6 separate regions of the Mus musculus genome follow, and all the other regions are linked to region 4. A link is a loop called in an ENCODE intact Hi-C map of the cell type or tissue named here. Cell type or tissue: left cerebral cortex. All regions are shown on one strand.

The links. A loop is a pair of places that touch in the nucleus more often than their neighbours do. Peaks named below come from ENCODE experiments on the same cell type or tissue, not always from the same donor. Only the 100,000 strongest peaks of a DNase experiment are listed, where the experiment ranks them.
Region 1: a loop joins it to region 4, with 7 times the contacts of the local background. A loop is called at or near these places in 12 of 42 quality-filtered maps.
Region 2: a loop joins it to region 4, with 10 times the contacts of the local background. A loop is called at or near these places in 11 of 42 quality-filtered maps.
Region 3: it touches region 4 in a loop (8-fold over the local background); 15 of 42 quality-filtered maps call a loop at or near these places.
Region 5: it touches region 4 in a loop (3-fold over the local background); 9 of 42 quality-filtered maps call a loop at or near these places.
Region 6: it touches region 4 in a loop (2.7-fold over the local background); 9 of 42 quality-filtered maps call a loop at or near these places.

Annotation. Positions count from the first base shown.
Region 1 is chr1:21,269,099-21,274,098 of GRCm38, reverse strand. Gm28836 (a long non-coding RNA gene) reads left to right here and starts at 2,414. Exons shown (of 3, transcript XR_373236.3): 1 at 2,414-2,684. It also overlaps the pseudogene Gm7094. In left cerebral cortex, a CTCF peak has its summit at 2,446 (motif pointing right); DNase peaks (open chromatin) are centred at 815, 1,816, 2,070 and 2,458; H3K4me3 peaks cover 759 bases.
Region 2 is chr1:21,341,961-21,346,960 of GRCm38, reverse strand. No RefSeq gene overlaps it. Among named protein-coding and RNA genes, the nearest start is that of Khdc1a, 5.2 kb to the left of the region's middle. In left cerebral cortex, a CTCF peak has its summit at 2,447 (motif pointing right); DNase peaks (open chromatin) are centred at 2,451 and 2,746.
Region 3 is chr1:21,215,476-21,220,475 of GRCm38, reverse strand. Tmem14a (transmembrane protein 14A) reads right to left here and starts at 1,901. Exons shown (of 5, transcript NM_029398.3): 1 at 1,587-1,901. The region is part of intron 1 of Gm28836 (a long non-coding RNA gene); the gene reads left to right. In left cerebral cortex, a CTCF peak has its summit at 1,897 (motif pointing left); DNase peaks (open chromatin) are centred at 977, 1,717, 1,853 and 2,670; H3K4me3 peaks cover 1,475 bases; H3K27ac peaks cover 1,779 bases.
Region 4 is chr1:21,163,740-21,168,739 of GRCm38, reverse strand. It overlaps a transcript of Tmem14a not described here. Among named protein-coding and RNA genes, the nearest start is that of Gm32947, 27 kb to the left of the region's middle. In left cerebral cortex, a CTCF peak has its summit at 2,388 (motif pointing left); DNase peaks (open chromatin) are centred at 1,563 and 2,291; H3K4me3 peaks cover 1,234 bases; H3K27ac peaks cover 607 bases.
Region 5 is chr1:20,609,866-20,614,865 of GRCm38, reverse strand. It overlaps Pkhd1 (polycystic kidney and hepatic disease 1), which reads left to right. Exons shown (of 67, transcript NM_153179.3): 3 at 1,394-1,471; 4 at 2,023-2,164. Among named protein-coding and RNA genes, the nearest start is that of Pkhd1, 5.7 kb to the left of the region's middle. In left cerebral cortex, a CTCF peak has its summit at 1,962 (motif pointing left); a DNase peak (open chromatin) is centred at 1,980.
Region 6 is chr1:20,818,255-20,823,254 of GRCm38, reverse strand. Mcm3 (minichromosome maintenance complex component 3) reads left to right here and starts at 2,943. Exons shown (of 17, transcript NM_008563.3): 1 at 2,943-3,124. The coding sequence starts at 3,047. It also overlaps the pseudogene Gm20587. In left cerebral cortex, no CTCF peak of the experiment used is centred here; a DNase peak (open chromatin) is centred at 2,858; H3K4me3 peaks cover 917 bases.

The DNA of each region.
Region 1 (5,000 bases), 110 kb before region 4:
CCCATGATAGGAGACACACAGCAGTGCTACTGTGGATGGATGTGTATTTCCCAAATGCAAACAGTGAGATTGAATTAGAGGTTAGTGGAAACAGAAAATTGTTTATTCTGCCTAACTCTCGAATCTGGTTCCAATCCTGACAGCATTTGGGAATTGCAGAATCTGCTAGTTCTGTAGTAATGGGTGTTTCCAAAGGTGGAGGACAGAAAGAAATGGAAAATGTCAAGCCTCTGTTTGCTTTTGTTGTTCTGTAATATCAATTAAGTCAGTGTGATTTTAATTTTTATAAATAAATCTCCCCAAAGCCAGGTACACCTGGAAATCTTATGTGTCACTCAACTCTGAAGTTATGCTAGTAGACATAACTGAAGATCATTTACTCTTTAGGGTATTTATTAACTGAGCTTTCTTTGAATTCTTACATATTTTACTTCTGCATTTCCCCAAGATGGCAGAGGTGCTGAGGCCACACGGAATTGTGTCTCTGTCGCCGTGGATCGTAGGTAGACAGTCTTACAGGTTGGCAAAGGCCGAAGGTTTCACTGCACCCTCATCCTCAGCTCCACCCTTGGCTTCCACTCGAGCAGGTGGCTGATGGCGTGAGCTCAGGTGACAAGTTCCCTCTACCTAAGAGCAGTCCTGTTCCACATATCTGACAGTATGGAATCCCAAATGCCCTACAGAGAGATGTTCTCTGAGGTTCAGTTAGAATCACTGAATAGGAGCATGTTGTGGCTGCTTCCATCTTCTGGTACTTTAGTAGGAGCATCTCTGAGTGTCTATTCTGAGCCATATCTTAATCTGCTGCCGGAGCTGATGGAGGTTTGCGGAGGGGTGTTTAAGTGCAACAGACTGCGCAAGAGAGACTGTGCTTCAACTTTCAGACCAATGAAACAACAACAAAGATATCGCAGCATCATGACAGGAAGTATGATCTATCCAATCTTGTCGTGGGGATAATAAAGCGTTCCAAAGGGGTTGTTTGTTTTGTTTTGTTTTTCTGTTTGTTTCTTACTACTACAGATTTAATGACATTGGTAGGGACATATAACTTCTGGCACAGATTAGACACCAAGGGACTAACCTAAACTAAAAGTGGAAATGGATACACTCAGGTATTACATCATTGAACTGCTTAACAGGAAAGCTGTTAACAGGAGGTCCAAACCTCTTGGAAGGTACCAAGCAGCTAATAAAGGCTGGTCTTCTTCATCATCTTCAAGAATTCTTCCTCATTAATCTCTCCATCCCCGTCAGGATCAGCTTCATCAAGCATTTCCTGTAATTCATCTTCGGTTAAGTTTTCCCCTAGCTCCTTGGCAACCCTCTTGATGTTATTTAGTGATATGCTTCCCGTAGCATCGTCATCAAATAATTTAAATGCCTTCAGTATTTCTTCTTTTTCATCTTTTTCACTCATTTTTACGCTCATGATGGCAAAAAAATCTTCAAAACAAATGGTGCCAGTCCCTTCCTTGTCGATTTCAGCGATCAGTTGTTTTACTTCTTCTTTCTTTGGCTCAAAGCCTAAGGCCCGCATTGCAATCTTCAGTTCTTTCAGATCTATGGTTCCAGATCCATCAATATCGAATAAGTCAAAGGCCTCTTTAATTTCTTGCTTCTGGGTGTCATTCAGTTCAACTTTTGCTGCTTTTTTCTTCCATTGGTCTAAAGTTATGCGCTGGCTGGATGCCATATCCCCTCCCTGCGCCCCTGCCCGCGCCCGCGCAACAGCCGCTCTCCCCTCCAGGGCGCGCGTTTGCTCCCGGCAGGCGGTTGCTATATCCAAAGGGGTTGTTTTGAGTAGGGAAAGTGTTCTGTGAGTCTGAGGAGAGAGAAGGCTAGGGTGAGGATGGACAAACAGGATGTTGGAAGGAGGGCCAGAAGGATTCGCAGGCAAAGGTCAGGATGGGAGTGACTCTACAGCCTTGTGTCTTGCTGACAGTGCTCCTACGCCTCTCCTGGGGACTGATTAATTCCCTGGGACCAATTTAGACTTCCAAATTCTCAAAATATGATCAAATTAGTTCCCCCAAAATACTGTGTGTGTGTTCTTAAGTTTCGTTTCTGGGAACTGATTCTCTGGACCGGCAAGATTCAATATGCTTTCCAACTGTGGCGTTCTGTGGCGTTCTGTACCACCCCTCCTGGACATCTAAACCTGGATACTCTGATCTCACAGGGCAATAGCAGGATCACGAGGCTATGCCCTTATCTACCTAGATACTGAGCAGTGAGGGCACTCGCCTTTGAAATCAAATCAACTAGGATTCTGACTGTGGACACTTCACCCTTTGGAATGTCCCCACATCCACTGAAAATGGAAACAATTTGTAGTCTGTGGGTACAAAATTCTTAACGACTCGGGGGTGGGTGGGTGGGTGGGTGGGTGGGGAATCCTAAGGAGTCTTGCTGTAAGCATCATCCCGGCCGGCAGGGGGCAGCAGACTCCAGACCTATGCTCCGACACAGCTGGGTGGAGAAGGGACTTCTTGGCCTCTGCTGGCCCAGAGCTGCACCTGACTCCCAGGGCGAGGACAGAAGAAGGACGTGGGATGAAGGACTCTACCTCCCACAAACCAACTCCAAAGAGAACAAGACTGTGTTCAAGAGACACTTAAGAGAACACTTAAGGCGGGTCACAGCTACGGAGTGCGCCTGCGCAGTACTGCATCCGGAGTGAGGTAGTGCCCTTAAGCATCTCTGCTTTTTTTTTTTTTTTTTTTCTGCCTTTTCCAGCTGCAACAAGGGTGCAAGTGGGCTGTGCATCCGTTCCATAAAAGAAACTTTTCATGCAAAGGCATGAGAATAAACCAGTTGTTGCTGAGCATCTGCCTTCTCCTTCAATCTCTTGATCTTCACAGAAGATCTGGGGAAGGAGGAAGGAAGGAATGGCATCTGCCCTCCCACAGATCTTTTCTGGCTCATCCTGCCAATTTCCTGAATTTCTGCCTTCATGGGGACCCTAAATTTCGCATCTGTTTTACCCTTTACCTCCCCAGAGGTGGGGCGTTGTGGTAGATAAAGTTCAACCAAGACTTCCTTTAAAAATGGCTCTCATGCCCACTTAGCTCATAGGTAGGCAATTGGTTTATTTTTATGTGAAGATGCTTTGTGTATACTTATTTACAGATCTTTTAGTGGATGGAGAAGATTCTGGAGGCCTGAGACAGGGCAGGGCGGTTTCCTATCCCGGGCAGTGAATAATTTTGTTGCATTGCATCCAGGACGTTTTCCAGTCCTATATCAGCACCTAGCCTCTGTCTGTTGCACGAACATGCAATGAGCATGCCTCCCTCTTCCAGCTACACTCAACTCCTTTCAAGTTCTTACAGCCTTGAGGGGGGGTTGGAGGTGGAGGGTAGGTGTCCTTTGCCTTCCAGAAGAAGCCAGAAAGGTAATTGACCTGTGTAAGTTTTCTCAGTGAGCACTTGTTGCCAATGGAATAATTTTGTTCTTTAGCATGAAACTCAGTTCTCTGTGGAGACGCAGGAATTGTGGGATTCCTGACAATGTAGCCAAGGTTGGTGAGGCAGTGGAGGGGGGAGTGTGGACAGCCACTGGATAACTTCCACACAGGCTGTGTATTGGAGCCACCCACTCATTCTCTCAGGGCAGTGCGCTTGGAGCTGTGTGCAGGTCAGCAATGGATGAACTAATGTGGGTTTGCCCTACTTGAGCTTGGCTGGCAGAGAAAAAGAATCTGACAGGCAACGAATCTCAAGCAGTTTTACAGGAAATTAAAGGAATTTATCTCTTATTGAGACAGGGTCACACGAACAGTTCAGGGACTCAAGAAGGTGAACTCACTTTTCATATTTTAAGTTAGCTTAGGAAAAAAAATTAGACTCCAAGTTACTATCCAGTGATGAATAATCTGTGCTATCAGCTTTGGATTTTTAAAAAAGTATGTCTTCTTGACTATTAGGCACATCAGTGAATAGTTAAATATATGTGTATGTGCACACACAAACATGCTCTCATGCTTACACACACACACACACACACACACACACACACACACACACACACACTACTGTCCAGAGACTCTGACTAAGGGAAAAGCATCAAGACTTCCCACCCTTAATTCCACTAGTGGTCCAAGACAGAGACCAGTAGGGAGCCTTGCTTGTAACTCCCCAGCCTTGCCCACCTCCAGGCTGTAGACTCTCAAGGCTGACTCTCAAATTCATGCATGCTCCCCTTCATTGTCCTTTCTCACAGGTGGGTACTCTCATCAACTGATAGCTCCACTGCAGTCAGCTCCAGATTCATGTCCCCCTGTCTTTCCTGAGTATGTTCCACTACCACAGCTAGGAAACATTAAGTCTGCCTGTAAGGCTTGCTTGCTTAACCCTTCACTGACCTTGGGGCAAGAACCACAGACTCCCCTTACAGGGTGATGTGAGCACAGGTGATATTTCTAATGGACACTCTTTGCACAAAACATGTGTGTTTCAGGTTTTAAGGTGTGTCATTATTCGTTTGTTTGTTTGTTTGTTTTGAGACAGAATTTATCTGTGTAGCCCTGCCTGTCCTGAAACTCACTCTGTAGACCAGGCTGGCCTCGAACTCAGAAATCTGCCTGCCTCTGCCTCTGCCTCTGCCTCTGCCTCTGCCTCTCTGCCTCTGCCTCTCTGCCTCTCTGCCTCTGCCTCTCTGCCTCTCTGCCTCTCTGCCTCTCTGCCTCTCTGCCTCTCTGCCTCTCTGCCTCTGCCTCTGCCTCTCTGCCTCTCTGCCTCTCTGCCTCTCTGCCTCTCTGCCTCTCTGCCTCTCTGCCTCTCTGCCTCTCTGCCTCTGCCTCTCTGCCTCTGCCTCTGCCTCTGCCTCTGCCTCTGCCTCTGCCTCTGCCTCTGCCTCTGCCTCTGCCTCTGCCTCTGCCTCTGCCTCTGCCTCTGCCTCTGCCTCTGCCTCCCAAGTGCTGGGATTAAAGGCATGTGCCACCACTGCCCGGCGTGTCATTATTCTTTAATCGTGTGTGTCTCTGTGTGGGTGTGTGC
Region 2 (5,000 bases), 180 kb before region 4:
TCTGTAAAAGTCTTAAATGAACAGCTATTAAGTCAGTGACATTAAATCATGTGGCAATCGAAAACTGCCCATGGTTTGATTTTATTTAGAAAATTGTCACTATAGCAGGTCACCCTGGTTCAAGTCTCAGCACTGGGGGATGGGAAGATTAAATAGTACTTACTCTCAAGCACACATGCAAGCATATGCTCCATCACACACACACACATGCATCATCCACACAAGCTCAAAATGTGTCCACAGAATCTGGATAATTCAGAACAAGAAAGGTGACCAGGATGAGAAGGGAAGGCCAACAGGAGAGGGTAAGTGGGGACATAAATGAGGTCAACTTTATATACAGACTGAGGTCTTTATGGCATCCACTTCTTTGTACAAAGATTATTCATTTAAGAAGACCCTTATTAGCCGGGCGTGGTGGTGCACACCTTTAATCCCAGCACTCAGGAGGCAGAGGCAGGCGGATTTCTGTGTTCGAGGCCAGCCTGGTCTACAAAGTGAGTTCCAGGACAGCCAGAGATATACAGAGAAACCCTGTCTCGAAAAACCAAAAAAAAAAAAAAAAAAAAAAAAAAGAAGACCCTTATTTATTTTAATATTTTTATTTATTCCTTGTGAACTTCAGATACATATACAATGTGTTTTGAGCTTGTCGATTTCTCATCTCCCCATTCCCTTTTCCCCTGAACACACTCTTACCCCTTCCTCTCCCATTTCATATTTTCTCTTTTCTTCCTTAGTCTCTCTGATCCATATGTGAGGGCCATTCAGTGGAGCAGGGCAGCCCACCAGTGGCCGTATCTAGAATAAAAGTATTGTCCTCTCCCAGCAGCTATCACCTGCCAATAGCTTTTGAAAAGGAAAAAGAGAGAGAAAGTGAGGAGAGGAGAGGAGAGGAGAGGAGAGGAGGGGAGGGGAGGGGAGGGGAGGGGAGGGGAGGGGAGGGGAGGGGAGGGGAGGGGAGGGGAGGGGAGGGAATACACCCTCATAGTAATAGGTGTCTCTGTTCCCACTCTTCCAGAGGCAGAGGCAATAGGATTGTTAATCTTGCGATTCACCAGGTATTGGGTGGTGAGGAGGAACGGTTCCACCATTTTGAGTCAAATTTAATGCAAGCTTTATTAAATATTAAATACTGACCAAGAAATGGACTTTGGTCAAGGCCATTCCCTGTATTTCCCAGGTGGAATGGTCCCAGCCATGTGTTGCAGGAATTTATAAGGGCAAACTTATCAGCTACAGTACTCTTTTTCCCCCGAGGCTTTGCTATTTTCCAAGAACTACAACTCCCAGCTGAAGAGGTCAGCTAACTAAAGACTGTTGGACAATTCCACTGGGCCCCTTCCCTCCCAGAGGGAAGAGGTCAGCTGAGCACATAGGCTGGAAGGGAGAGGCTGAGTAAGCCCCTACTACCTCATTACCAATCAGTTTAAAGGGCACACAGTTCCTCCAATCATATTGTGCCTAGTTGCTGATGCTCTATTCTGCCCCTGGAAACTGTATAAAAAAGTTGCTGAACTGGACAACCAGGTTGCAGCTTCTCCTTTGGGTACAGGACAACCCCAACAAGCTGGAACAATAAATTCCTCTTGCTTTTGCATCAATCCCAGCTGTGCATGGTTCACTCAGAGAGTCCCCAATAGCTAAAGTTACCTGGTCCTTGGGCAGGTGGGCCTTACAGGTTAATTTTGGGTGTTACAGATCCAAACCAGGTTCATTTAATATTGCTCTTCTAAGATAAATTATGATATGGGTGTCAACCTGAACAATACAAGCAATACCCTGTATCAAAACAAAATAAAAATGAAGAAAAACTGTAGTTGCGTGTGAAAAAATATAAAAGCAAAATTCTAGGCCTTTAGGCCCAGGCTTGGGAATGTGGCCTCTGTGACTCAATGCTCCAAGGTATGCTAATCATTAAACAGATATGACATTCCTCCACCCACCCGCTTCCTGGGTTCAAAGAGTGTTCATTCAAAGAATGTGCTATTGTTAGGGGCTCTTAGAAACTGTCTTGAGAGATAAGCCGAACAATTACCAGTTATTCCTTGTGACTCTTGTGACTTTGCACTTCCTTGTGACTCTTAACTTGTATCTTTGGTATTTTCCAACAACGCCCTCCCTACTTCCTTGAGTTGTGGTTTCTTCCTTTAAATACCCCCTTACCCAGCTATTCGGGGCGCCATGGTCCTCTACCCCTGCGTGGTGTATGACCGTGGGCCCGAGAGCGCTCTTGAATTAAAAGTCCTCTTGCAGTTTGCAGTAAGACCATTTCTCATGAGTGATTTGGGGTGTCGCCTCTCCTGAGTCAGAACGCGGGGGAGTCCTCATGTTGTGGGTCTTTCAGGTGCGCTAGTAAAGGTTTGCATTTCTTTGGAAGCCAGAGCAATGCTGTGGAAGGTGAAGGAAGATTTCTGAACACATCTTGAAACTTTGGTTGGCCTCTAGAGGGCAGCAAAGCATGCTAAGGAGTGCCACCCTGTTTTATAGGGGACAGGCTATAAAATCTTGCTTGCTTGGTCTCTTGACCAAGCTCAGAGTCATCAGCTTCCTTATCTGGAAATGTCAGGTTCTAAATATCATTATATTCAGGGTGATCATTACACCTTATCTGCTGGTTCCAAATAATTCCTTTCTTAATGAACAAAGCTTGTTTTGCCTCTGACTTAATCTCTTCCAAGAAACTCACAGTCCAGATTCCCGGCTATGAAGAAGCTAGCAACACCAATTTTCACAGCCTGCACTACATATCAGCACTACAGCTTATTCAACAACAATGGCATCACTTGCTACCTGGAACAGAACAACCGGGAACAAAAACAACAAGCCGTGTCCGTTGACGGCCTGCCAACCACATAGGCTCTATAAAATCCTGATTTCTTGTCCCACCTGCATCATGGTTTTAAATACAAAATGAAAATACAAACTAGACCCTTGAGTACCTAGACTCAGCATTGAAGCCTTTCAGGAACTATCCTGGCTTTGGACTAAGGTGACATCTCTGCTCTTCCCCTCTTATTGGTGTTGGAGGGCTTCTTCCAAAGAGATCCCTGCAGTAGGGTCAGCTTTAGAGGGAGTTTAGGACATGTAGTGAAATTGTTTAAAAAGACCAAGGTCTGGGAAAGGAGCCTAGTATTCAAGAACTAGATGTGCTGACAGTTCTGAGTTCTACCCCCACACCAGGAAAAGCTAACTTTTTGATACTTACGGTGTCTGTGTCTGTACAATAGAAGAGGGAATGTTTTGAAAATTGTTTCTTGACACATTCTACACTGGCCCCCATTGCAATGTCTCACCCCTAGAATAGGACAGTGGTTTCATTGTGGGAAACACACAGTAGACAATGAAGAGGGGAAGCTCACATCGGGAGGGGCTTAGCCTGCTGTAATCTGGGGCAGAGACATCAATTTAGATCTGGCATTGCAGAACATTCTGGATGAGAATTCAGGAAATTTATTGGGCATGGTGGCTCATGCCTTTAACTCCAGCACTTGGAAGACAAAGGCAGGTGGCTTCCCGTGAGTCCCAGACCAACCTAATCTACATAGGAAGTTCTAGGCTACCCAGGGATCCAAAAAGTGAGATCCAGCCTCAAAAATGTTTTGGACACCCTACTAATCAGTGTACTCAAGGCTTTGGGGTCCTTGGAACTTTTATCATCCCAAGTCACTTCCAACCTCTGACAGTCAGCAGCCTGGTCACCAAGATCTACCATGTGGCCATCCTGTCTGTTTTACCAAGTGACTGTAAATACCTTCTCTGACCTCTTCCACCCACCTTCTTCACACCCATTTATCTGTATTTTATAACGAGAACCATCAGCTTCGGGGAATATTTATTCACAGAATAAACCTATGTTTTCTCTCATACCAGAGCACCTGCCAGATTTCTGTTCAGAGAAGCAATTCATGCAAGAAATATGTAAAGTCCGGTCCCTCGATTAGTCTTCTTCTCCTTAACAGCACTATAGGCCACCCATGCTTTGGTGCCATATATAAAAGCCTATTCTGGATCAATAAGATAATCCAGAAGAAAGGACAACACATCAAAGACATTAAATAATACATAGCTTGCTTTCTTGGACATTTTTTTGGGGTTTTTGTTTTGTTTTGTTGTTTTTGGTTTCTTTTTTTTTTTTTTAAGACAGAGTTTCTCTGTATAGCCCTGGCTATCCTGGAACTCACTTTGTAGACCAGGCTGGCTTCGAACTCAGAAATCTGCCTGCCTCTGCCTCCCGAGTGCTGCGACTAAAGATGTGTGCACTACACCTGGCTGGACAGTTTTCTTGTAAAACAGTTTTGTACTTATCAGTCTTCCCTCAGAGACATGAGTGGAAGCCTGAGATGGACTGGAGAAGTCACAACTTTGAAACTCCCAGTAGTATGCTTCTCTTGTTCTCAACAAAGACTGACCATGACTTTTACTACTGTTCCTCACAGAGGTGAGCTTTTTATTACAGATAGAGTTAATTCTAACAAAACCCAAAACAATAGAAGAATTGGCACAAGAAAGACATAGTAATGTCCAAAGAGATAATCCTTATTCAACCTGGTAGCCAGAGACAGGTCCAGACCTCTAACTGCATCCTGATAAAGATGTCCAGGTTGGTCTTGGTCGGGGGCTGGCTCTGTTCCCACTGTAGCATCACATGGCTTGTGGAGGGATCTGTGGTCATGATGAGTACAACATTATGTCACTGAAAGAGTGTCTTCATGGGGATGTTGTGATAAAGAGGGTCATTCCAGCTCAAATCCTCCAACACAACCTCTGAATTTCTCCCTTTTCCTTTCTACTTCCCTGGTGAATTCATGCCATAAAAAAAAATCTCCATTGGGGCTGGTGAGATGGCTCAGTGGTTAAGAGCACCAACTGCTCTTCCAAAGGTCCTGAGTTCAAATCCCAGTAACCACATGGTGGCTCACAACCATCCGTAACGAAATCTGATGCTCTCTTCTGGAGTTTCTGAAGACAGCTGCAGTGTACTTACATTAAATGAATGA
Region 3 (5,000 bases), 52 kb before region 4:
TGTTTCCTAGCTGTGGTAGTGGAACATACTCAGGAAAGGCAGGGGGACATGAATCTGGAGCTGAATGCAGTGGAGCTATCAGTTGATGAGAGTGCCCACCTGTGAGAAAGGACAATAAAGGGGAGCGTGCATGCATTTGAGAGTCAGCCTTGAGAGTCTACAGCCTGGAGGTGGGCAAGGCTGGGGAGTTACAAGCAAGGCTCCCTACTGGTCTCTGTCTTGGAGCACTAGTGGAATTAAGGGTGGGAAGTCTTGATGCTTTTCCCTTAGTCAGAGTCTCTGGGCAGTAGTGTGTGTGTGTGTGTGTGTGTGTGTGTGTAAGCACGAGAGCATGTTTGTGTGTGCACATACACATATATTTGAACTATTCACTGATGTGCCTAATAGTCAAGAAGACATACTTTTTTAAAAATCCAAAGCTAATAGCACAGATTATTCGTCACTGGATAGTAACGTGGATTCTAATTTTTCTTCTAAGCTAACTTAAAATATGAAAAGTGAGTTCACCTTCTTGAGTCCCCCAACTGATCGTGTGACCCTGTTTCAATAAGAGATAAATTCCTTTAATTTCCTGCTTGAGATTCGTTGCCTGTCAGATTCTTTTTCTCTGCCAGCCAAGCTCAAGTAGGGCAAACCCACACTAGTTCATCCATTGCTGACCTGCACACAGCTCCAAGCGCACTGCCCTGAGAGAATGAGTGGGTGGCTCCAATACACAGCCTGTGTGGAAGTTATCCAGTGGCTGGCCACCCCCCCAACCCACACCCACACCCCCACTGCCTCACCATCCTTGGCTACATTGTCAGGAATCCCACAATTCCTGCGTCTCCACAGAGAACTGAGTTTAGTTCTATAGAAGGGTAAAATTAATCCATTGCCAACAATTGCTTACTGTGAAAACTTACACAAGTCAGTTATCTTGCTGGCTTCTTCTGGAAAGCAAAGGACACTTGCCTCCCCGCACCTGCTTCCCAAACCCCAAAGGGTGTAAGAACTTGAAAGTTGTGGAATGTGGCTGGAAGAGGGAGGCATGTTCACTGCATGTTCATGCAACAGACAGAGGCTAGGTGCTGATATAGGACTGGAAAACGTCCTGGATGCAATGCAACAAAATTATTCACTGCTTAGCATAGGAAACTGAAAATCCCTCCGCAGCCCCACCATCTCAGGTCCTCCTGAATCTTCTCCACCCACTAAGATATCTGTAAATAAGTATGCACAAAGCATTTTCACATAAAAATAAACTAATTACCTATGATCTAAGTGGGCATGAGAGCCATTTTTGAAGCAAGTCTTGGTTGAACTTTACCTACCACCACGCCTCACCTCTGGGAAGGTAAAGAGTAAGACAGATGCGATATTTAGGGCCCCCAGGAAAGCAGAAATTCAGGAAATTGGAAGGATGAGCCAGAAAAGATCTGTGGGAGGGCAGATGCCATTCCCTCCCTCCCTCCCCAGGTCGTCTGAACTGTTTTCTGCTGTGAAGATCGAGGGACTGAAGGAGAGGGCGGATGCTCAGCAAAGAACGGTTTATTCTCATGCCTTTGCATGAAAAGTTTCTTTTAAGGGATGGATGCACAGCTCACCTGCACCCTTGAGCACTTGCTGCAGCTGGTGAAAGCGGAAAAAGCGCAAGAGTAGTCCCTCAATCCGGAAGCAGTTCTGCGCAGGCGCACTGCCTAGCTGCGACCCGCCTTAGAGAGCAGAGTGCACAGAGCTGAGTCCTCTCTGGAGCTGGTTCGTGCGTTGTAGAGTCCTGGATCCCAAGTTCTTCTACTGTCCTCGGCCTGGGAGTGGGGTGCAGCTCTGGGCCAGCAGAGGCCAAGACCCTGGGAAGTGAAGTCGCTTCCCCACCCGGCTGTGTAGGCCCCGAGAGCGCAGGGTTGGAGTCTGCTTCCCCCTGCCGGCCGGGATGATGCTTGCAGAGGGACTCCTTGGTTTAGCTAGGATCCCCCTACATCGTCATAAGAATTTTAGGAAGGTAAACAACATATACATAGTCTACAAATTGTTTCCACTTTCAGTGGAGGTGGGGACGTTCCAGAATGCGAAGGTCTTCAGGATCAGTGAAAGTTAACCTGATTTCAAGGCATGAATGCCGGTAGGTAGATAAGGGCATAGATAGCCTCCTGATCTTTTACTCTTTTACTCTGTGGGATCAAGGTATCCAGGTTTAGATGATCAGGAGGTGTGGCACATAACGCCACAGTTGGAAAGAATTTTGAGTCCTGCAAGGCTAGGGGAATCAGTTTCCAGAAAATCTCCTTACACTGACATTAAATTGTGTCTCTTGGTAAATTCTCATGCGACTCCAGTTGGGCTTTCTAGGATGGAAATAGTAATTAGGATGAACACTGTGCCCTCCCTTATACAACAGCAATCAAGGTATTCAGGAAAGCTCCAGAATTCTCGGAGGTGAGGAGTAATAGAATTACCTCAAAGACATATACATTAATTATATACATTAAACAGGTGGCATTTGTTTGTTGATCCTACACACCACACCACACACACACACACACACACACACACACACACACATTTGGAGAAGTAATGTGACTGCTTTTGAGAACTGGGAAATCTATACTGCTCCTAGAGAATTAATCAGACCCTGGAAGTGTCGCAGGGGCGCTGACATAGGGCTATGGAGTGACACGGAGCTATGGAGTTAGTCCCATCCTAAAGTTTGCTTTCAGATTCTCCTGGTTCTCTCTTCTTCCCACATCCTGATTGTGCACACGTGGCCTAGCTATCTCTGTCTCTGTCTCTCTCTGTCTGTCTCTCTCCCTTCCCCCCCCCTCCTCAGATTCAGAACTCTTTCCTACTCAAAGTCTAAAAATAATATGAAAACCCTCTTGGAAAGCTTTATTATTTCCATGGCATGCTTGGGTAAATGATGGCTCCTTTACTCACAGTGGATTTAGAGTTTGGTCTTTGTTGTTGTTCTGTTGGTCTGAAAGTTGGAGCACAGTCCTTCTTGTGCAGTCTGTTGCACTTAAACACCCCTCATACCATCAGCCCCGGCAGCAGATTAAGATATGGCTCAGAATAGACACTCAGAGATTCTCCTACTAAAGTACCAGAAGATGAAGCCGCCACAACATGCTCCTATTCAGTGATTCTAAATGAACCCCAGAGAACATCTCTCTGTAGGGCATTTGGGATTCCACACTGTCAGATATGTGGAACAGGACTGCTCTTAGGTAGAGGGAACTTGTCACCTGAGCTCAAGCCATCAGCTGCCACCTGCTCGAGTGGAAGCCAAGGGTGGAGCTGAGGATGAGGGTGCAGTGAAACCTTCGGCCTTTGCCAACCTGTAAGACTGTCTACCTACGATCCATGGTGACAGAGACACAATTCCCTGTGGCCTCAGCACCTCTGCCAACTTGTAAGACTGTGTGATAGTTAGAGTGAAAATGGCCCCTAAATGCTCATAGCAGTGGCACTATTAGGAGGTGTCCCCTTGTTTCATGAAGTATGTCACCGGGAGTGGGCTCTGTCTCTTGGCCTTGAGATGCTCGAGCCAGGCCCAATGTCACCCTTTCTTCCTGATGTCTGTACTTCCTAATATATAACCCTCAGATCCCCAAGTGTCTGCCTTCATGCCACCATTTTTCCTGACATGATGACAATAGGCTAAATCACGGAACCATAAGCCAGCCCCAATTAAGTGTTTTTTTCTTTATAAGAGTTGCTGTGGTCATGTCTCATCGTGGCAATAAAAACCCCAACTAAGACAGACTTTTTGTCCATATTTCGTAGTAACAGAGATGCACAATTCAGTATGGCCTAGAGCCTTTGGCATGCCGGAGAAATACATAAAATCTCAAAGGAAGCTCGGTTAATAAATATCCTGAAGAGTAAATGGTCTTGAGTTATGTCTATCAGCATAACTTCAGAATTGTGTCACATGTAAGTACTGTCATGAACTGTCTGTAATGGGACTGTGTGTGGTCCCCCATGATAGGAGACACACAGCAGTGCTACTGTGGATTGATGTGTATTTCCCTAATGCAAACAGTGAGATTAAATTAGAGGTTAGTGGAAACAGAAAATTCTTTACTCTGCCTGACATTTGCACCTGCTTCCAATCCTTACAGTTTTGAGAATTGCAGATCCCAGAGGAAAGCTGCTAGCTCTGTAGTAATGGGTGTTTCCATAGGTAGAGGAGAGGAGAAAATGGTGGAAGGGAGAAGCAGGCCACCAGTCCATTTGTCCAGCCCGCTGTCTAATCAGTCAGGACTTTCTGAGTTATTCTCACTGGGTCCTAAGCCTGATTCTCAACAATCACTGAGAAAGTCAGTGTGTCTCAGGTATTCCAAGTGTACACTGCAAAGAGTCTTCACTCTTTCCTTTCTGATCCATATGGCAACTTTACTTCTGTTCATCAGGCAAAGACGTGTTGAATCAGCATGTGTGCATACAGTACATAGAATATTAATAATTACTTAATGTTTGAGAGAGAGTCTCACTACGTAACCCACATTGGTCTGGAATCCCCTATATCTCCCAGGCTGGACTCAAAGCCACAGTGATCCTTTTAGCCTCAGCCTTCCAAGGGCTGAATTATAGATGTGAACCACCTAGTCTGGGTTATAACCTATTTTAAAATTACCATATGTTGCTCTGCTAACACTGTGAAGGTTAATGTACATGTGTACAATAAAATGGAATGTAAAGGGGGAGTACAAATAGTATAGGATTAATTAATAACCCCTTCCTATATTCAATTTTTAAAAAGTGACACATTTCCATGACACAACAATCTTTTCATTTGGTGATGGGGGTGTACACCTTTAATCTCAGCACTTGAGAGACAAGGCCAGGTGGACCTGTGAGTTTGAGACCAGCCTTGTCTACTGAGTGACTTCCAGGACAGAAAGGATGACACAGAAAAACCCTGTCTCTTAAAACCAGAAGGAGAAAGAAAGAACAGTGTTTTCATGTTCTTTTTTTTCAGTGATACTTCTAAGGACTGCCTCTAGCCCTGAGGACATTCA
Region 4 (5,000 bases):
GAGAAGCACCTGAAAAAATGTTCAACATTCTTAATCATCAAGGAAATGCAAATCAAAACAACCCTGAGGTTCCACTTCACACCAGTCAGAATGGCTAAGATAAAAAATTCAGGTGACAGCAGATGCTGGCGAGGATGTGGAGAAAGAGGAACACTGCTCCATTGTTGGTGGGATTGCAAACTGGTACAACCACTCTGGAAATCAGTTTGGCGGTTCCTCAGAAAATTGGACATAGTAGGTCCAGCAATACCTCTCCTGGGCATATACCTAGAAGATGTTCCAACTTGTAATAAGGACACATCCTCCACTATGTTCACAGCAGCCTTATTTATAATAGCCATAAGCTGGAAAGAATCCAGATGTCCCTCAACAGAGGAATGGATACAGAAAATGTGGTACATTTACACAATGGAGTACTACTCAGCAATTAAAAAACAATGAATTCATGAAATCTTAGGCAAATGGATGCATCTGGAGGATATCATCCTTAGTGAGGTAACCCAATCACAAAAGAACCCACATGATATGCACTCACTGATAAGTGGATATTAGGCCAGAAACTTAGGATACCCAAGATCCAATTTGCAAAACACATGAAACTCAAGAAGAAGGAAGACCAAAGTGTGGATATTTTGTTCCTTCTTAGAAGGGGGAACAAAATACCTATGGAAGGAGTTACAGAGACAAAGTTTAGAGCTGAGACAAAAGGATGGACCATCCAGAGACTGCCCACCCAGGGATCCATCCCATAATCAGCCTCCAAACCCAGACACTATTGCATATGCCAGAAAGATTTTGCTGACAGGACCCTGATATAGCTCTCTCTTGTGAAGCTATGCAAGTGCCTGGCAAATACAGAAGTGGATGCTCACAGTCATCTATTGGATGGAACACAGAGCCCCCAAAAGGAGCTAGAGAAAGTACCCAAGGAGCTAAAGGGGTCTGCAACCCTATAGGAGGATCAACAATCTGAACTAACCAGTACCCCTCCCCCCAGAGCTGTGTCTCTAGCTGCATATATAGCAGAGGACAGCCTAGTCGGCCATCAATGGGAGTAGAGGCCCTTGTTCTTGAGAAGCTCATATGCCCCAGTACAGGGGAATGCCAGGGCCAGGAAGCAGGAGTGGGTGGGTTGGGGCGCAGGGCTGGGGGAGGGCATAGTGGACTTTGGCGATAGCATTTGAAATGTAAATGAAGAAAATATCTAATAAAAAATTGTTTATAAAAAATAAAGCACCGCTCAAGGAGAAGCCTTTTGCTGAGCCTAATATTTCAAAAACGAGCGGGCACGGCACATGAGTATATCTCCCAGATAAATCACCAAGAGCACTGAACGACACGTTTATATGTAAGAGGGGTGTTTGTACAACACAGCAAGCCTCGTATGCAAATAAAGGCCCCCAGCCATAGCTTCTGCTGGGTCACAAACGGGAGGTGCTTCCGCTCTGGCTTCGGTGAAAATGGTTGCTACAATGTTAGTGCAGTCTCCTCAAGGCATTTGGAGAGAGTTCAAAATGAGAGTAATGAGATAAAGGCACCGTGCTTTTGGGTAAGGCAGCCAGGGCAGCAAGAGACATCTAGGACTTTGCTTATTCCCAGGAGCACGAACAAGAGAAGGTGTGCCTCCAGCAAGAACCTGAAGGAGTTATTGTTAACACGTATTACTGATTTTTACCAGTGCATTAATGATACTTAACATCTGCCCAGTGCCCTGGGAGAAAAGGGGAGTGTCCCGATCTGATCCTGTGTCCTAGCCTAAGGCAGGGGAGGGGACTTCTGGCTTCAAACAGGTACAACTATGTATGAATGTGAAAACTAGGCACAGCCTTTAACCGCTCTAACTTAGCATGTGCATTTTCACATGCCTCAGCATAATAGCTTTAACTATTATGATCCCTTGAGGTCCCTGGACATGAAGACATTTCCCAGCTACATCTGCAAGATTCTGAGACATTGGAATTCATGAGCTCACTCTGCAACCTTCACCAAGATTCCAGCACTAGAAGGCCATTGGGTAGGGAGGGACAGCAAAGTCCCTTTTATTTCTGCACCTTAGCAAGACAGCCTAGGGCAGGGAAGTCAGCACTGTGGGAATGAATATATATAACACCTGCTGTCCTGAGCCTCAACTGTGGCTAAAGAGAGAAACAGTGGAGGGGGCAGAAAGAGCGACACGCAAGCTCAGTACCTCATTCCGGAAGCAATCTCAACGCAGCCGCACCCCCGCGGTGCGATTCACCCTTTCTATCCCGGGACAGGGGCCAGGCCAGGCCCACAGCGCGCATGTGCGGTCACTTTATCGAGCCCTTCCCAGGAACTTACTGCTCACCCGCCTAGAGAGCTGCTCCTAAATCCAGGCTGGATTTTGCTGCCCCCTCCCGGGCTGGCTGACACTTGCAGCATGTGCAGTATCAAAAGTCAAGAGTCCAAGTTGATCTGGTTTCAAAGCTCCAGAGCCCTTACAGCTCATTATCTAGGCAGATCATGATCTGCTTTTATAAAACTCGGTGAAACCAGGATAGCCAAGCTTAGATGTCCGGGAGGAATGACACAGAGCTCCAGCGTTGGAAAGCATTTGGAGTCTTCCAAGTCCAGGAGAATCAGTCTCCCCCCGCCACCCCTCCCTCCCAAATAAGAGCCTTAAAATGACTTGAAAGTGTGCCTTGCGGTAATCTCACGCCACTCCAGTCTTGCCTGAAAAGAGGGTTTACTCTCTGCCCTCTGTTATACAGCAGTAGTTCTGGTATTGAGGAAGTCCAGTTATCCAAGATTCTGTGGAGTGTGGAATAAACGAACCTCCCCTCAACAGAGGAAGGAACCTAATATGTACATTAAATCTTGTGACACTCCTTTGCTGAACCTATTCTCTCTCTGTCTCTCTGTCTCTGTCTCTGTCTCTGTCTCTGTGTGTGTCTCTCTCTCTCCTGCTCCTCAGGAATTAATCAAACCCTGGAAAGGTTGCAGGAACACTGGCAGCAAGACATAGGGATATGGAGGCATTTGTATCCTGAACTTCAAGTTCTCCTGGCCCTCCTCCTTACCTCCTGCTTGTTTACCCTCACCCCAGCCTTCTCTCTCTCCTCAGACTCACAGAACTTCTTCCCTACTCAAAATCAAATGTAGAGCTTTCTTCTAATTCCTCACTGTCTCATCATTAGGATCTGAATACATAGCTTTCACTCTGGGAAAGTAATTTTCCTTCTAAGAGAATCTGTCTCAGGCTAGCTGGCTCCAAGATCTTTTTTGCCTTGCCACTAAAAACTTAGACCATGGAAACAAGTACAGTATGTTTCAATTGGACTCATGCTGTCTAAACCACTTTAAGAACCCTCTGTATGCTATGGGGATTGCACACATGCAAATATAGGGAGAGGACCTCCCTGAGGCTCAACTTTCAACCTCCCAGTTGAAATAGCCAGTAAACCTATTTTACAAACAGATAACCAGGGGCAAACTAAGGTGGTTCATGACCACCACGCTGGCACTACAGAAAATAGTTGCAGGAATGCTACACGCAGAAGAGAAAGACTGTTTTCATCACATGAGCATAGGCGAGAATGAATTAATGGGAAGAGTGAGCGGGTGAGGAGAATCCATGTGAGCCCTGTTGTGCCGTATATGGTACACTAGCAGAGCTCTAACACAGGAAAGGAAAGGAAAGGAAAGGAAAGGAAAGGAAAGGAAAGGAAAGGAAAGGAAAGGAAAGGAAAGGAAAGGGGAAAGGGAAAGGGAAAGGGAAAGGGAAAGGGAAAGGGAAAGGGAAAGGGAAAGGGAAAGGGAAAAAAGGGAAAGGGAAAGGGAAAAAAGGGAAAGGGAAAAAGGAAGAAACAATCTGACCAATAAAATTATACCTCTCCAGAATAATCATAAATGTAATGACTTTGGCTCACCAAAGACATGCAGGCTGGTTAACTGGATTTACGACACTTGATCCAAATGTCTTTTGTCTCCAAAAAGCACACCTCAGGCATAAAGACACCTGCCAATCTGTCAAGTGAATGGAAGCCAAAATCAAGTGGGCATGGCTGCTCTGATGTCCAATAAGTATACTTCAAGTCAAAGTTAGAAGAGATAAAGAGATATTACATTATTAATAAGAGGATCAAACTTATTGAGAAGATATTACAAGCATAAATATATATCCACCAAACATTGCAGCCCTAATTTCATCAGCAAATATTAAAGACCACAAGAAGTCACATATGTCCTGATAAAATAATAGTGAATGACTTTAATACCCTACCCTCATCTTTATTTAACATTCAGTGTAGTAGAACAGTATCCTCTGAATTGAAACAAACTCAGGACATTCTAAAGCAATGGTTCTCAACCTATTGGATTGAGACCCCCCTTGCGGTCAAATGAGCCTTTCACAGAGGTCATAAGTCAGATATCCTTCATGTCAGATAGTTATATTATGATTCAAACAGTAGCAAAACTATAGTTATGAAGTAGCAATTAAAATAAGTGTATGGTTGGGAGTCACCACAGCATGACGAACTGTATAAAAGGGCTGCAAAATTCAGAAGGTTGAGAACCAGGGAGGAAGGTTGTGAACCAGTGCTCTAAAGAGAGGCTCAAGACCACTCGGTAAGGAACTCACAATCCTCTGGAAATCAGTGAAACTTAGCACATTCATGAAGATTCCTCCCTCCTCAAGGTTATATAAATCACAAGAGTCTCCTCTGAAAAGAGAACAGTCTCCAGCAGGTTGAGTTGCCTGCAAGTCACAGAGAGCTCCCCCAAAATGGGCCTTTTATGAACAGTGACATGGGGGTGATACAGCTGCCTCTAAGGCATTCCTATTCCCGTAAGTGACACCCCCCCCCAAACTCACTGGCTTACCAAGTTAAACTTTGGTAGAATCCATTCTTTGGTCTGTAATCAGAGCCCTATGTGGGATGAGAAGAACTTCCTTCACATGTCTCAGGAAGTGGACACAATGGTATCTTCCTGTGCCGCTAATACTAACATACCTATCTCAGACTCTACATCAATGC
Region 5 (5,000 bases), 550 kb after region 4:
AATTACACTTTTCCTCTAATCATGCTTCCGGTTTCTCTGAGTTTAGTAATCTGTATTTTCTTATGATACTTTTTGTCTTTTTCGAATGAAAGTATGTAATCATCTCCGGGGTCTGAGAACTGTATGATGTGGCTGACATGTTGATGTGAATGGGTTTCCATCAGTCTTAGGTGTGTAGTGAGCTACCTAAATGGTTTTTATACATAATGCCCTGGGCTAGTTCACAGGCAATGCCTGGTTTACCCTTGGAATTTCTTGACATGGAAATGAAACAGGTTTCTACAGATAACACATAACACTTGATTTGTTTATTATCATATGGAGGTACTGAGTAATTTTTGCTAGCCTCCTGGAAGTGGCTTTGCCTTGACCAAGACATATCTGGGAATATCTTCAAGATGTTATTAAACCAGGTGTAACCTAGTATTTAAAGTTCCTACTCCCTTTGTCTCCTAAAGGAAGTTCTACAACTCTCTCACTTTAGTCTGTCTATGATCATTCAAAGCAAAAATCATGATTGCCTTGGATGCATTTGGGGACTGATTCTGATTATATACCCAGAAGAGCTCAAAGCAGAAAACTCGAATACAATAATAATAAGAAGAAAGGAATCAGGCACATCTTAAGTTTTTCCTCGGGCTGGAGAGGTGGCTCAGTGGTTAAGAGCACTGAGTGCTCTTCCAGAGGTCCTAAGTTCAATTCTCAGCAACCCCATGGTAGCTCACCACCATCTAATGGGGTCTGATGCCCTCTTCTGGTGTGTCTGAAGAGTGAAACAGCATACTCACATAAAATAAATTAAAAAAAGTTTTTATTAGATATTTTCTTCATTTATATTTCAAATGCTATCCCGAAAGTCCCCTATCCCCCCTCCCCCTCCCCTGCTCCCCTACCCACTTCCACTTCTTGGCCCTGGTGTTCCCCTGTACTGGAGGAAAAAAAGCGTTAAAAACTTTTTTTAAAAAAAAGTTTTCTCCTCTTCCCAAGAAGTAGGAATATATAATATAAGTCGTAACCTTTCCGTTTCAATGTGACCGTCTGAATAAAGAGTGTAAAAGAGAAGAGAGGCATTGTGGGTTCAAGCATATCTTTGAGATTATTTCTAAGGGAAGCAGAAATTCAGGACTGTCCTGATGAACATTGGGATCCTGGATTGGTAAAACGAGAGCCATCCATTTTTCTTAAAGTAGGACTCTGAAGGTATATTCTCTGGACCAATAATGCCTGAATAGAAGTGAACACCTTGAACCAGAAACTCTGGTAATAGGGCCCACTGATCCGTGCTTCATCTGGCCAGTGGATTGTATGTACACCCTAAAGTCTGCTTTAAAGTATTGGATGTGCTACCATATTGTACATCACCTTCACAACCGACATGTTCTCTGATTGATAGAGCCTTACTCGAGTTTCCAGTTTGAACCCGCAGAAGGTAGCCTTGCAGGAGGAACATGGATCACAGTTGTATTTGACGGTAGGTTTGGGCTTTCCTGAATTTGGGTGTTGAATTGATTGATGTAAAAATCCAAAGAATTATAAATTCTCGCTTCTTTGTTTAAGAACAGATGAACAGAGACCCATCTCTGTCTTTGCAGATGCTAAGTAGTCAGTGTCACAGCAGAGGCCACTGTAGCATCAACATCCTCACGGTGGGATGCTTGTGAAGACGAAATAACATGGAAGTGGACAGCATAGGAATACTACTCCCTCTTGGCAGTTGCCCTTACAAGTGATTCTGTTAGGAACCCCTAAACCATGCCTTACCATGCCCGTTTCCACCATAGCACAAATCAACTTGGAGGAATGAAATGCTCTTTCCTAGGGATTAGGCAGACATGAAGAGAGAGAGAGGGGGAGAAAACATTTATAGGCTCATAGAACTTTTGTAAAACAGTGTAATTGCCTTTGGAAATGAGGATTAATTTTATCCTCAGGCAAACGCAATATCTTACATTGCCCTCTTGTGGCCAATATTTGCATTGCCCTGCGTTGTCTTCGCAGCCTGAGATTTCTCCTTGTGTTTAGGTTTGGATAGAAGTATTCTTTACCCCAACAATGGCTCTCAGCTGCAGATAGACCTGGTGAGTGTGGCAATACCTACCTTGAGGATCCCCTGTGACGTCTCTCCGGCCTTCGTGGATTTGCCTGTGGTGACATGCCAGACGAGGTACACTTGCCTAAAGTATAAAACCTGGCAGGCCAAACAGTCTTTGCTCTGCTTAGCAGTTTTGGGTGCAATGCTAGAAAACTCCTGCAGTGACTAAAATTATCAGGTGTGACTGTAAAAACATTCTCTGTGGATACACTCATATGCTTAAAAAATTCTTTTCCTCTAATCTCTCTTGGAGGAGAAAACAGAAAAAAAGGTCTGGCTATGGCAAAAAAAGACACATGAAAGAAAGCAAAAATTAACAGTATCACAAGCAAAAGCCACCACTCATCAATGGCCTTTTCGTCTGTAGAACTTTACATTTTGTCTGTTTTACTTTAATTTCATTTTGGGGATCATAATATAATATAATCACATTGCTTTTCCTCCCTCTGAACACTCTCACAGACCTTCCCTTGCTCTTTCAAATTTATGCTCCTCTTTTCCCATTAATGTTACACACACACACACACACACACACACACACACACACACACACACACACACCTAAATATTACCTGCTCAGGCTGTATAATGTTACTTGTACGTACGCATGTTTTCAGGGTTTGGCACTGGATAAGGAGATGGTGTGTTTTTTCCTGGAAGACAGTCTCTCCCACTCTTAGCTTTCTTCAGGTGCCTATAGTTCTCTGTGTAGGGTTGAGATCTCCTGGGCTCTCCCCCATTTGCTTTGACATGCTTATTGTCTTTGTTTGGCTCACATTTGGGTAGTCACATTGGTGAGGCTTGGTGAAACTTTATGGGCGTAGCATCTGACATCACTAGGAGACAAAATCCCATAGCAGACTCTGACCAGACGTCTGGCTTTTACAATCTTTCTTTACTTTCTTTAAAAAAATCTTTTAAAACATTTTTATTGGTCATTTTATTTATTTACATTTTAACCGTTATGCCCCTTTCCAGTTTCCCCTCCACAGCCCCCCTATTCCCTCCCCTTCCCCCTGACTCTATGAGGGTGCCCCCCCCCACACCTACTCCTGCCTTTCTTCCATAGAATTCCACTATACTGGGGCATCAAGCCTTCACAAGTCCAAGGGCATCTCCTCCCATTGATGCCAGATAAGGCCATCCTCTGCTACATATGTGGCTGGAGCCATGAGTCCCTCCATGTGTACTCCCTGGTTGATAGTTTAGTCCTTTGGTGCTCTGGGGGTCTGGTTGATTGGTATTGTTGTTCTTCCTATGGGGCTGTAAGTCCATTCAGTTCCTTCAGTTCTCGCCCTAACTCTTCCCTTGGGGCCCCCAAGCTCAGTCTGATAAAGATCTCAGCATGAGATACATGAGCAATTCACAAATGGGAAGCATCGTCATTTAACCTGTCACAGGGGAAACAATGCATACATGTTCACCTTTCTTTCTTATATGTGTGGTGCTGTGCAGTCAGGAACTAAACCTGATCGAAAGGAGGATGGCTGTCTATTGGGGGTGTGCGTGTCAGGGAATCTAACATGAGAAAGGAGGGAAGAGATCTATTCATACATAAATAATTAATTATTAACTCCTCTGTGACTTTAAAAACAGATTCTATGTATTTCTTGCCACCTACTCTTCTGGGGTGTCATTTTTCCCTTTGTCCTAGAACTTGCAGGTGTGCTAGTAAGTTACCAACATGAGATCTCTCCAATATTTAAATGTATGCTCTTAGTGCTCTATGAACTTGCATCTTAGAACTTCCTTTAATTGTGTCCCATAGCTTTAGGTATGCTGTCTTTTAGTTCCCATTCTAAATAGCTTTTACTTTCCTTCTTGATTTCTAGCTCGACCCATTTTTCAATCATCAGTGAGTTATTCAGTTTCTGTAAGTTTGTATACATTCTGCTGTTTCAGTTGTTGTTGATACCCAGCTTTATTTTCCGGTGGTCATATAGGATGCAGGGCATAATTTTAATTTTCTTATATCTGTTGAGATATGCTTTGTGTGCAAGTATGTGGTTAGTATTGGAGAAAGATAGGTGAGCTGCTGAGAAGAAAATATACTCTTCTGTGTTTGGGTGAAATGTTCTGTAAGTAGGTGCGAGGTCCATTTATTTTATGATGTTATTTAACTCTAGTATTTCTTTGTTTAGTTTTTGTCTGGATGACCTGTCTATTGGTCAGAGTCTAGTTTCTCAGTTGGATGAATCTGGTGAGAGTGGGGTATTGAAGTCTTCCAGTATCACTGATATTTTAGCAGTTGTAGTATTTTTTTTTTTATGAACATGGGTACCATTGTGTTCAGTGCATAACTATTTAGAGTTACAATATTCTCTTGGTGAATTTTTCCTTTGACAGGTGTATACTATTCTTTCCTATCTCTTCTAACTACCTTTGGTTTGAAGACTACTTTGTCAAATATTACAGTGGCCATACCTTCCTGCTTCTTCAGTCTATTTGCTTAGATTATCTTCTTCCATCTTTTTACTCTGAGGTGATGTCTATCTTTGACAGTACGGTACATTTCTTGGATGCAGCAGAAAGGTGAATTCTATTTTCTAATCCAGTAGATTAGTCTGTGACCATACATGCCGAGAGTTATCAGTGAGCAGCGTCTATTGATTCCCGTTATTGTGTTGTTATATTGTAAGTTTCTTCCCATCATTTGAAATATTGTTCCGAGATTACTTATTATTTGTGTTTTCTTGGGTGGAGTTAACCTCTTCAGACGGAAAGTTTCCTTCTAGTGACCTTGTAGGGCTGGCTTGAAATTTTTGTTTTATTGTTTTGTGTTTTTCCTCTTCTGTCTTTTGCGATTGGTAGTTTTGCTGGGTATAGTAGTCTGGACTGGCATCTGTCATCTCTAAGAGTTTGTTGAAATTATGTGCAGGCCCTCCTGGCTTCCAGTCTTCCTTGGGAA
Region 6 (5,000 bases), 350 kb after region 4:
TCGCTAGCGTTTCTCCTGATTACAACAGTAGTTGTAGTTTGGGCAGGGGTGGGTGGGGGTGGGGTGGGGTGGGTGTTGGAGATTTTGGAGACTTGGTGTCTCTTAAATGTGGTTTTTCTCTGTAGAAGACTTAATTGCTTCCCCCCCCCCACCCCCATTCCAAGACAGGGCTTCTTAGCCCTGGCTATTCTGGAACTCACTTTGTAGACTAGGCTGGCCTTGAACTCACAGAGATCCCCCTGGTCTCTGTCTCTCAAGTGCTGGAATTAAAGCCATGAGCCACCACGGCCCAGCTCATAATTCTATTTTAAACCAAAGCCTAAAGAGCGTTTGTATTTACTTATCATTATAACCTTGGGGTCATAATGTCCAATTTAAGCCACATACACATAATTGTTTTACCTCTCCCTCTCTCACATTCCTATGTGTGTACAGATACATCACTTTTGTTTAGTTTTGTGTTCTAATTAATTCAGGCAATAGGCCTCCTACATACATGAAGATTTCACACTTTAACACACTCACACATACATTCACAGTTTTCATATCTGACAGTTTTCCCTCTTCTCTCTCCATGACAGGGTCTTACAATGTAGCACTGGCTGTTCTTGAACTTGAGCCTCCTACCTCTGCTTTCCAAAGGGCTGGGATTAAGGATGTATCCCACTACAACCATCAGTCTTTCCTTCCTTCTGACTTCTTTTTGAATATCCTTTCTCTGGGTTCCCTTTTGGTTTGGCTCATTATTGATGGCCCTCCTCACTGTCATGATGGCATCATGCAGGGACCTCTTTGGGTCTCCATAAACTTCTCAGCGCCACCACAGAGGATGGTGGTACATGTCTTGGCCTTAGGGAAACCAGTGAAGAAATTGCACCTCTTGCCTCTAATTTGGGTCTCTTTAAACACCTGGCTGTGGCCCAGCACATCTGGAATCAGAGCATTCCCATTGGTCTGGGTTGAGCCTCCACAGGCCATCATTGTCCTTTTCAGATCCTCCTCAGGCCAGTGGCCAGCACAGAACATGTTCCTATCAGCAAAGTACTGGGTGGCCACATCCGCAATAGGGGGTTTAGAGAACACGACTTTGGCTCCCGACTATGACTAACTTGTCATAAAGAATGTTCCGCTTGGCATCAAGAATTGCCTGGTGCGTGTGAACTCTGATTTCAGCATTATCTTTCTCTGCTTTCAGCTTGAGCTCAACATTTGAGAAGGCAATTGTGGGATTCTCATAATTCTTGGGCTGCATTTCAAACCCAGACTACGAGAACGTGTTCTTGAACGCGACACTAGGCACCAACTGAGACTCCTCTAGGGCTCCACCCTGCACCTTCTTGGTGTCAGTCATTTTAAGCTACAACAACTCATTGAGCATCATCACAGCATCAGCCACCACCTTGGCAAAGAAGGCCTTCTGCTGGGAGATCAGCTTGGAGCTCAGGGCTTGGAGCTCAGGGCTGTCACTGCACACTTCCCTAGCATCTTCCTCTCTTCTACTTTATCTTGCTTCTTTATAGTCACAGCTATCTCTTTGATTTTGGGTGGCTGTGCAGAAAGCTCAGATGATGATCTGAGGGCATAACCCTTCCTTCACACAGGACTTCACCTGCTTCAGAAACTCCTCAGCCAGCAGGATCACCACGGTGGTGCCATCACTAGTGTCAGTGTCTTCGGATCCGGCAATGTCCACTAAAGTCTTTGCTGCAGGATGTCCACCATCGAGGAGTTTCAGAAGTAGAAATTGTTGTTTTGCCTTGGCCATCCACAATAAGTTGCCATGAGGACCCAGGGTGGTCTTATAGCCCCAGCAATCACTTGGCAAACACAGACAATGTTACTCACGAGCTGTTACTCATGAGTTGAGGAATGCCTTGAGAGCTATCAGTCCCCTCTTTCAACAGGATAACATGGTGGGCATCATCTTGGAAGCGGCATCCGGTACCCATAACTCATCTGTTCTCCACTTCAGGGTCGCCCACTCCAAGTGTTTTCTTTGGGCTGGAGACAGAAAAAAAGGAAGTACTTTGTATACTTTGCAATGCCTTGATTTTGACTGTTTCTGCATGCTGCTTTCCAGGCAGCCTCTTAGCAATTATTTCACCTTGTAAATCAGCCTTGGCCCATTAGTGCCTAAGGCAGAAAGCCAACAGATAGCAAGCAAAGCAAGCATGTGAACAGCAGTGGAACCCTTAGATATACTAACTATGCTTTTTTTTTTTTTAACAATCTGATTTTCTGCTTATCTATCTCATGACCTTGTGAAAGTGGGGAGAAATACGAATTATATATCTCTGTGTCTTCAAGGTTACAGATCAAGATACAGCAAATCAAGGCTGTGTTAAAGGCAATAGCATGATTCCGTGAATAAAATTTGTCTTTACACCATTTCTAACTTGCTCTTGGAATACTAGTGATGGCTTACTGGAGAATTTTGAATTCAGATTCCTCATTTTGTATAGGAGGAAATGAAGGCTAGAAGACAAAGTGTGTTAGAATCAATAATATGGAGGCTAAAGAGATGGGTCAGTGGGTATCCTGTTCGTCTTTCAAAAATACAAGGTGGAGAAAGATTGAGGAAGACACCGGATATCAACCTTTGGCCTTCATTTGTACCTGTGCATATGGGGTGCAAACTTAGACCTCCCCCCTCAGTAAATCCTAACTTCCGATTTGACAAAACTTCCTACAGGCAAAGAAAAAAAAAAAAGAAAAGAAAAACAGGGGGTGAGGTGGGAAGGACCACAACTCCCAGAATGCAGTGCTTCCTAGCCTTCCTGTTGCTCAATTTCCAGGGGGTGGGTTTTGAGCGTCCTCTCTGTACCATTGGTCAGACTTCCTATTAGGGCGGAGAAAGTGACCATTTCTCTCCAATCCAGGCACGGAATGAAAGGCTATTGAAGTGGTTAGCCAATCATAACGCGTCTCTGCTCCATGCTTCCTCCACCATAAACTTCCGTGGCGGGAAAACTTGGGAAGTTTTGGCGCCAAGGCGGTGTCACGCGTTTCCGGACTGTTTGGTGGCCGGCGATTTCGGAGCTGCGACATGGCGGGCACAGTAGTGCTGGATGATGTGGAGCTGCGGGAAGCGCAGAGAGACTACTTGGACTTCCTGGATGACGAGGTGAGGCTCGGGCCGCGAGCCCGGTGCTGGGGTCCCGCGGGTGACCGGGCACGGCTGAGGGGGTTCCCGCGGGTGACCGGGCACGGCTGATGGGGTTCCCGCGGGTGACCGGGCACGGCTGATGTGGTCCCCGCGGGTGACTGGGCACGGTGCTGGGGTCCCGCGGGTGACCGGGCACGGCTGAGGGGGTTCCCGCGGGTGACCGGGCACGGTGCTGGGGACCCCGCGGAGGACCAGGGCCGCTGATAACTTCTTTTCTCTGCAACTTCCTGTTATCTTTTTTTCTCTCCTAAAGATGTACCTCCAGATTTTAAAAGTTACATTCTTTTCATGTATTAGTTTCGTTATGAAATTTCATAAACACATAATGTATTTTGGTCATATTTCTTTCTTATCACTCCCTCTTATAATTACTGCTACTGATCCCCATAGCCTACTTGACATGGTACCCAGGCCTTGTGCTTGCCGTCTTCCTCTGAGCAGCCTATTTTTCTTGAAACCTCTTACATTAGGATATGTTAACTATACATACGGGTTACATTATGAAACTTCATAAGCACATAATGTATTTTGATCATTTTCATTTTCTCATTATCTCCTCTTGTCATTTTCTTGCTCCTGTATATCTTCATGAGTTACTAGGGTTTTCTCCAAAGTAATTTAGTTTGTCTCTAAATTCATGTGTTCCCCCCAAACCCCACACAACTTGCAAGGAGACTGGTCAGGTGTAAACAGGCTCTTCTTTGGAAAAGCTAATGTAACTGGCTCAGAGCCCTCAGATTTAATGACTGGCCTGATGCTGGTGAGGGTAGGAGCGAGACTAACAATTTATGACAGCTCTCTTTTTAGTGAATCAAGTGTTTTGTATGCAGGTAAAATGGGTTTAAGTGTAATCCAAAATTTAAAGCTATAGGATGTTGATGAGCCCTGGAAGTTTGTTGATCAATGAAAAGCAATTTAAATTTGAATTTTAAGAGTATTTAAATTACATTTCAAATATACATCATGATTTTGAAATATGTCTACAGTCAGGTGTGCTAACATCCAGATTTTAAAGTTAAATTTTCATATTGCAAGTTTTTTTGTTTGTTTTTACTAAGTCTTTAAGACTTAGGCCATTCTAATTCCCAATTAAAATGTAAGCATATAGGAGAACTGTTAATGATCATGATAGTATGTGATAGGGCATGCTGGACAGGAGGAAAGGGTTGTCTGCAGCTGTCTACTTCCTGGGCACCGTTGAGACATATATCAACATGCTGGCATCCTCATGTGTAAGTGACATAGTGGCTAGTGTCATCTTTGCTGGTGTAGGCTTTAAGTAGCTCCCAAGTCCCTGCTTAGGACTTTTGAATACCTTTATGCTGACCTCCCATGGTATAAATAGAACCCTCCCCCACCCCCACGATCAGTAACCCCTTTATAAATTGAATGCTCAGTGGTCCTTAATGCTCTATTGATAGAGACAGCAGGTGTGTTCTCCTTGTCCAGAAAGGCATACACCTGTTTTATAATGTAGGAAAGAACATTTTTCCGCTGAAAGACAGAAGTACGTTACACCAGAGGGCAAGAACACAGAACTGACCACCCAGCCTTTATGTAATATGTCCTTAAGTACCCCCAAGTTCTTGATGCAGTTGTAGACCCCACTGCTGAGCTTGCCTGCCTTCTGACCTTCTAATATTACTGGAATCCCTTAGATTCAGGACAGGCTTACTCTCACTCGACGATACCCCTTTCTACCAGTGTTTACAGCTTGTCACTGTGTACCCATCTGCTTGCTTGTTCTTTTGGCTGTTGCTCTTGAAGGAATCTTACTCTGTAGCCTAGCTTTGGACTCAGAGGTGATCCTCCTGCCTCCGATGCCTGAGTGCTG